Linked DNA regions of Homo sapiens: region 2 is linked to region 1. Evidence: read pairs that join two places in POLR2A ChIA-PET (ENCODE). Cell type or tissue: CD4-positive, alpha-beta T cell. All regions are shown on one strand. Each heading gives the region's core, and the rest is flanking DNA. Links, peaks and the distances in the headings are about the cores only. Region 1 overlaps STAU1 (staufen double-stranded RNA binding protein 1). Region 2 has its middle 7.7 kb from the start of CSE1L-DT.

Evidence for each region. ChIA-PET counts read pairs that join two places held together with the same protein. Peaks named below come from ENCODE experiments on the same cell type or tissue, not always from the same donor. Only the 100,000 strongest peaks of a DNase experiment are listed, where the experiment ranks them.
Region 2: POLR2A ChIA-PET joins it to region 1 with 5 read pairs; 4 of 35 experiments call an interaction of 5 or more read pairs at or near these places.

Annotation. Positions count from the first base shown.
Region 1 is chr20:49,131,762-49,134,671 of GRCh38, forward strand. All of the region lies in intron 6 of STAU1 (staufen double-stranded RNA binding protein 1), which reads right to left. It also overlaps the pseudogene ARPC3P1. Among named protein-coding and RNA genes, the nearest start is that of STAU1, 55 kb to the right of the region's middle. In CD4-positive, alpha-beta T cell, for the core only: CTCF peaks have their summits at 1,325 (motif pointing right) and 1,527; a DNase peak (open chromatin) is centred at 1,350.
Region 2 is chr20:49,036,904-49,039,813 of GRCh38, forward strand. It overlaps the pseudogene SNAP23P1. Among named protein-coding and RNA genes, the nearest start is that of CSE1L-DT, 7.7 kb to the right of the region's middle. In CD4-positive, alpha-beta T cell, for the core only: no CTCF peak of the experiment used is centred there; a DNase peak (open chromatin) is centred at 1,298.

The DNA.
Region 1 (2,910 bases), core at 306-2,805:
GAATCCAGGAGGCAGAGGTTGCAGTGAGCCGAGATCATGCCACTGTTCTCTAGCCTGGGCAACAGAGTTAGGCTCCGTCACAAAAAAAAAAAAAACAAAAGGAAGGAAGGAGCAAGCAAATATGGTAAAATGTTAACCACTGGTTAATCTAAGTGAAAGTTATATTCATTGTCCTATTCTTGTAACTTTTAGATAGATTTGAAATTTTTGAAGTAAAAAATTGAAAAAATGTCTAGGTAAGAAAAGTGAGCCTCCAAAATGGATGCACTCTTTTTTTTTTTGGTGTAGGGGAAGGAGGTAGCGGAGAATGGGGGGTAGGAATTCAGCACAGTGGCCAGGAGCAGAGGTGTGGGAAGGACCTGGCCTGCTTAGGCACCCGTGGACTGATTTTAAAGAACTCCCATAGGTGCCGCCCACACCCAAGGGCAGAGATTCTGAAACACTTCTTCCCACAACAGTGCTTTCCCTGTCCTCAGGTTAGACTTTGGAGGGACAGGTCAGCCACCCTGATGGCTCACTTCAAATGCACAGCCCACCCTGGCCCTCTCCAACGGCTTGCATTGTCTGCCCACATCAAGATCCCCCCAATCTAAATCTGGAGGATCACCTGGATTGCATGTGGTGTGAGCATGTCACAATTGTCTCCCGATGACCGTATCCATCAGCACCATCACATTTTCTAACTAAAACTGTATGTTTTATCAGAAGTCAAACTGGCTGGGCACGGTGGCTCATGCCTATAATCCCATCACTTTAGGAGATCAAGGTGAGTGGATCACCTGAGGTCAGGAGTTCAAGACCAGACTGGCTAACGTGGTGAAACCCTGTCTCTACTAAAAATACAAAAATTAGTGAGGCATGGTGGTGTGCACCTGTAATCCCAGCTACTCAGGGGGCTGAGGCAGGAGAATTGCTTGAAGCCAGGAGGTGGAGGTTGCCATAAGCTGAGATCGTGCCATTGTACTCCAGCCTGCGCAACAAGAGCAAAACTCCATCTCCAAAACAAAACAAAACAAAACAAAAGTCAAGCTGTATATATTTTTCCAAAAAACTGTTCCTGTCTTCCCCTATTAAAACACCTAACGAAGCTTCCTATGTGACAGATTTAATTACCAAAAACTTAATCAAAAATTATTCTGTTCATTTATTCAGTAACTATTTCCTAAACATCTAATACATGCCAGGCAACCTTCCAGCGGCAAAAGAAAGGAAAGACCTTGCTCAACATAATAATGCAAGCTAGTAAAAAATTCCTGATATTTGAGTTAATGAATATAAGCACTCACGCCACCAACTACATGCAAGCTGTGATAAATTACTTTAAAAGATCACCACGAGAGGGCACTCCTACAATTCTTTTATGTGACTACTGTCAAGATTCCTGAACACAGAGTTGAGAGCCAGATCTGAAACCTTAACAAAAGTGAAGGAGGAAAGGAAGCAATCTGACCCCAAATCCCACAGAACAAAAACATAAAATAGCAATCTCTAAGTTTCCAGAAATCTCAGTGACTCTGGGTAGCAGCAAGAGTGAGCAGGTGGTAAGCTTCTCAGGAATCCAAGGCTCTGGCCCAAGCCGTCAACTCTGCACATGAGGTGACCCGGGAAGCCAGCCAGGCATCTCCCACTCCCCACGGTCTTGGTACCCCTCCCCCACAACCTGCAAAAATCCACTCTCATGACAGACTAATCTGTCAGCAGGGGAGAAAAGCAACACTTCTCCCCTTTCCTGAAACAGGTGCCGGGGGAGACCTCATGACTCCTTGGGATGCAGCTCCCATCTTTTTCCCACTCAACTGTGAGCCCAAACAGCCATTCTGAATGTCCCCTGTCTCATTCCCTCCCCAAGTGCATCCCAGCCTCCACTGATGGAGGGAGAAAGGCCAGGGAGGGAATGTAGGGCCAGGTGAGAAGATTCCAGCCCTAGATCCATGTCGGTGCTCTGGACTCCAAGAGAACAGTGTAAACCTGCTCTTACCCACTGAGGGTGGAGGGGCAGGAATGAGTGTCAGAGGAATGGAGAGGAACAAACAAGCCCTCGTACCCAGGTGGGCCACAGTAGGGAGCCCTGGCAACTACAATCCCACCTCTGGCCCATGGCAGGCAGAGAGGCATCAGCAGGGTGAGGTGAGAAATCATCATCACTCGGCCAAAGGATGGAGCACTGAAGCTGGGTTAAGTTTAGGGTGCTAGCACATAGGAGGAGAAGGTATACATCACCTGTAACTGTAAAGAATACTTCAAAGATATTTTACAGGAATATAAGCTTCAGATAGGCTTTTTAAGAAATAAGCCATAATCAAGCACGTAAATCAAAAGAATCTGCAAAGAATCTGCTGTGGGTCAGACCTTATTTCTAAGGTAAACATTAAAAATTCTCCCTTACTGGGCCGGGCAAGGTGGCTCACGCCTGTAATCCCAGCACTTTGGGAGGCCGAGATGGGTGGATCACCTGAGGTTAGGAGTTCGAGACCAGCCTGACCAATATGGAGAAACCCCGTTTCTACTAAAAATACAAAATTAGCTCGGCATGGTGGCGTATGCCTGTAATCCCAGCTACTCAGGAGGCTGAGGCAGGAGAATCGCTTGAATCTGGGAGGTGGAGGTTGCAGTGAGCCGAGAACACACCATTGCACTACAGCCTGGGCGACAAGAGTGAAACTCATCTCAGGGAAAAAAAAAAAAAAAGCTCTGGGTTGAAACCCGGGCGCCGCCAAGATGCCGGCTCATTACTCTTCTCTCATGGATCCTGACACCAAACTCATCGGAAACATAGCACTGTTACCTATCAGAAGTCAATTCAAAGGACCTGCCCCCAGAGAGACAAAAGATACAGATATTGTGGATGAAGCCAACTATTACTTCAAGGCCAATGTCTTCTTCAAAAACTATGAAATTAAGAATGAAGCT
Region 2 (2,910 bases), core at 311-2,810, 95 kb before region 1:
CTTTGAAATATTCAGATGCTAATTTATTTATTTATTTTTGAGACAGGGTCTTGCCCTGTAGCCCAGGCTGAGAGCAGTGGTGCAATCACAGCTCACTGCAGCCTTAACCTTCTTGGTTCAAGTAATTCTCCCACCTCAGCTTCCTGATTAGCCGGAACTATAGGGCCAGTAGTGAGACACCTTGCCTGGCTAATTTTTGTATTTTTTTGTAGAGTTGGGGTTTCACCATGTTGCCCAGGCTGGTCTTGAACTCCTGGCCTCAGTGATCCTCCCACCTTGGCCTCCCAAAGTGCTGAAATTACAGGTGTGAGTACCACGCCAACTGAGATGCTAATTTTTAAGTCAATGTGACAAATACTAATCAGATTCCCATAACAGTGTTTAGGATCTACATAAATTTGATTCTGGACATAGTTCTATACACAAGGGTAAGAGACTGACAGTGTAATTCCCCAATAATTAAACTAAAGGTATAATTTTCCAAATCACTTTTAGTAACACAATAAATTCTAACTTTTTTTAAAAATAGAGATGGGGGTCTCACTATGTTGGCCAAATTGGTCTTCAGCTCCTGGGCTCAAGTGATCCTCCCACCTCAGCCTCCCAATGTATTGGGATTATAGGTGTAAGCCACTACATCCAGCCAATTCTAACTTTTTAAGTCTAGGGTCTGGCATGGTGGGAGGATTGCTAGAAGCCAGGAGTTTGAGACCAATCTGGGGAATGTAGTGAGACCCTATCTCTACAAAATAATAATAGCAAGTGTGGTGGCACACGCCTGTAGTCCCAGCTACCCAGGAGACTGGGGTGGGGAGGACTGCTTGAGCCCAGGAGGTCGAGGCTGCAGTGAGCTTTGTTTGTGCCACTGCACTTCAGCCTGGGTGACAGCCTGTCTCAAAAAAACAAAAACCAAAAAAACCTTCTGGCCACAAAGCAAAAAGTTGCATAGCCACGGTAAAGATTTAGTTGGTTATAAAGTTGTAGTTATTGCCACTTTAAGCTAATACTTCGTTTTGGAGCTTTTATACACAGTATTTTTGTTAGGGATCACAGTTCTGCAACCTCTGCTCCAAAAAGAATGAGTTTTCTTAAAGGGAGCTTAACTTCTGAAGTCTTAGTGATTCATAGGTGTGCATAGAATGTGTGATTCCACATCCCAGGTGGAAAGAAAGCAATCTTTCCACCTCAGCCTCCCAAAATGCTGGGATTACAGGCACGTGCCACCATGCCCAGCTAGGTTTTTGCTGAGGTTAACCTCTTATCTCTTGTCCCTCCCTCCACCACAAAAACCACAAACAAAAAACACTTCTACAGCTTCCTTCTTCTTGGCTGTCTTTGTCAATGTTTCCAATTTTTTTTTTTAAGAGACGTGATCTTGCTTTGTCACCCAGGCTGGGGTGAGTGGCCTCATTGCAGCTGACTGCAGCCTCAATTTCTCGTGCCCAAGCCATCCAAAGTTCTTTGTTCTATTATGTGGACAGACACGAAGGGCATGGCATTTGTTAAGTTCTGTTAAAGTCTTCTCTGCCTCTCTCATGTCTGTATTTTTGTGGCCCATGTCTTCTATGTGGTTGAGTTGTTCCCCTTGTTTATCCAGTATTGTGATGATCTTGATTCCTGCATCCTGAGACTCAATGGCTAAACCCAGGATTCTCCTTGTACTTTCTAGAGACTCATCAGCAACTTGGTGAACCCTCAGATGAATTCTTTTTGATTCAGGATCTTGCTGTGGCTCCCAGGCTGGAGTGCAGTGGCAGTGGCACCATCATAGCTTACTGCAGCCTCAAATTCTTGGGCTCAAGCAATCTTCCTGCCTCAGCCTCCCCAGTAGCTGGGACTACAGGCACACCTCACTATGCCCAGCTAATTTTTTTAAATTTTATTGTAGAGACAGGGTCTTGCTACGTTGCCCCAGCTGGTCTCAAACTCCTAGGCCCAAGTCATCTTCCCACCTCAGCCTCCTAAAGTGCTGGAATTTACAGGCATGAGCCACTGGACTTGGCCCTGAATTTCTTTTAATGACAGATTATCCATGATGAATCAAAACTATCAGGCATGGGCCAGGTGTGGTGGCTTACACCTGTAATCCCAGCACTTTGGGAGGCTGAGGCGGGCAGATCACTAGAGGTCAAGAGTTTGTGACCAGCCTGGCCAATGTGGCAAAACCCTGTCTCTACGAAAAATACAAAAATTAGCTGGGCATGGTGACACACACCTGTAGTCCCATAGTCCCAGCTACTTGGAAGGCTAAGGAACAAGAATCACTTGAACCTGGGAGGCCAAGGTTGCAGTGAGCTGAGATCACACCACTGCACTCTAGCCTGGGCCACAGAGCAAGATTCCTCAAAAAAAAAAAAAAAAAAAAAAAATTACTTGGCTAATTTTTGTATTTTTAGTAGAGACTGGCTTTCACCATGTTGGCCAGGCTGGTCTCAAACTCCTGACCTCAGGTGATTTGCCCGCCTCTGCCTCCCGAAGTGCTAGGATTACAGGCCTGAGACACTGCGCCCAGCCTCTGAAGACCCACTTCTACTGCACACCTGTCATAGGCAGAAAGCAGCCCTGGGCTCCTGCTGCCCTCTGAGAGAGTCCTGGAAGGTACTCTGTCCTTGGCCTTTGGGCCACATTCCATGGACTCCTGGTAAAGTCTCACTTCTCCCTTCCCTTCCACCAAAAGAGGAAAGAAGGAGAATTTAATGGCTGGGCACAGTGGCTCATGCCTATAATCCCAACACTTTGGGAGGCTAAGGCAGGAGGATCACTTGAGGCCAGAAGTTTGAGACCAGCCTGGGAAACGGTGAGACCCCATCTGTCCCCCTCCCCATCTCCCCATCAATGAACTTTAGTACTTTCTCCTGCTAGGCTTTCCATATTGATCATGTTTTTGACTCTTGCTATTTCAACCATTCT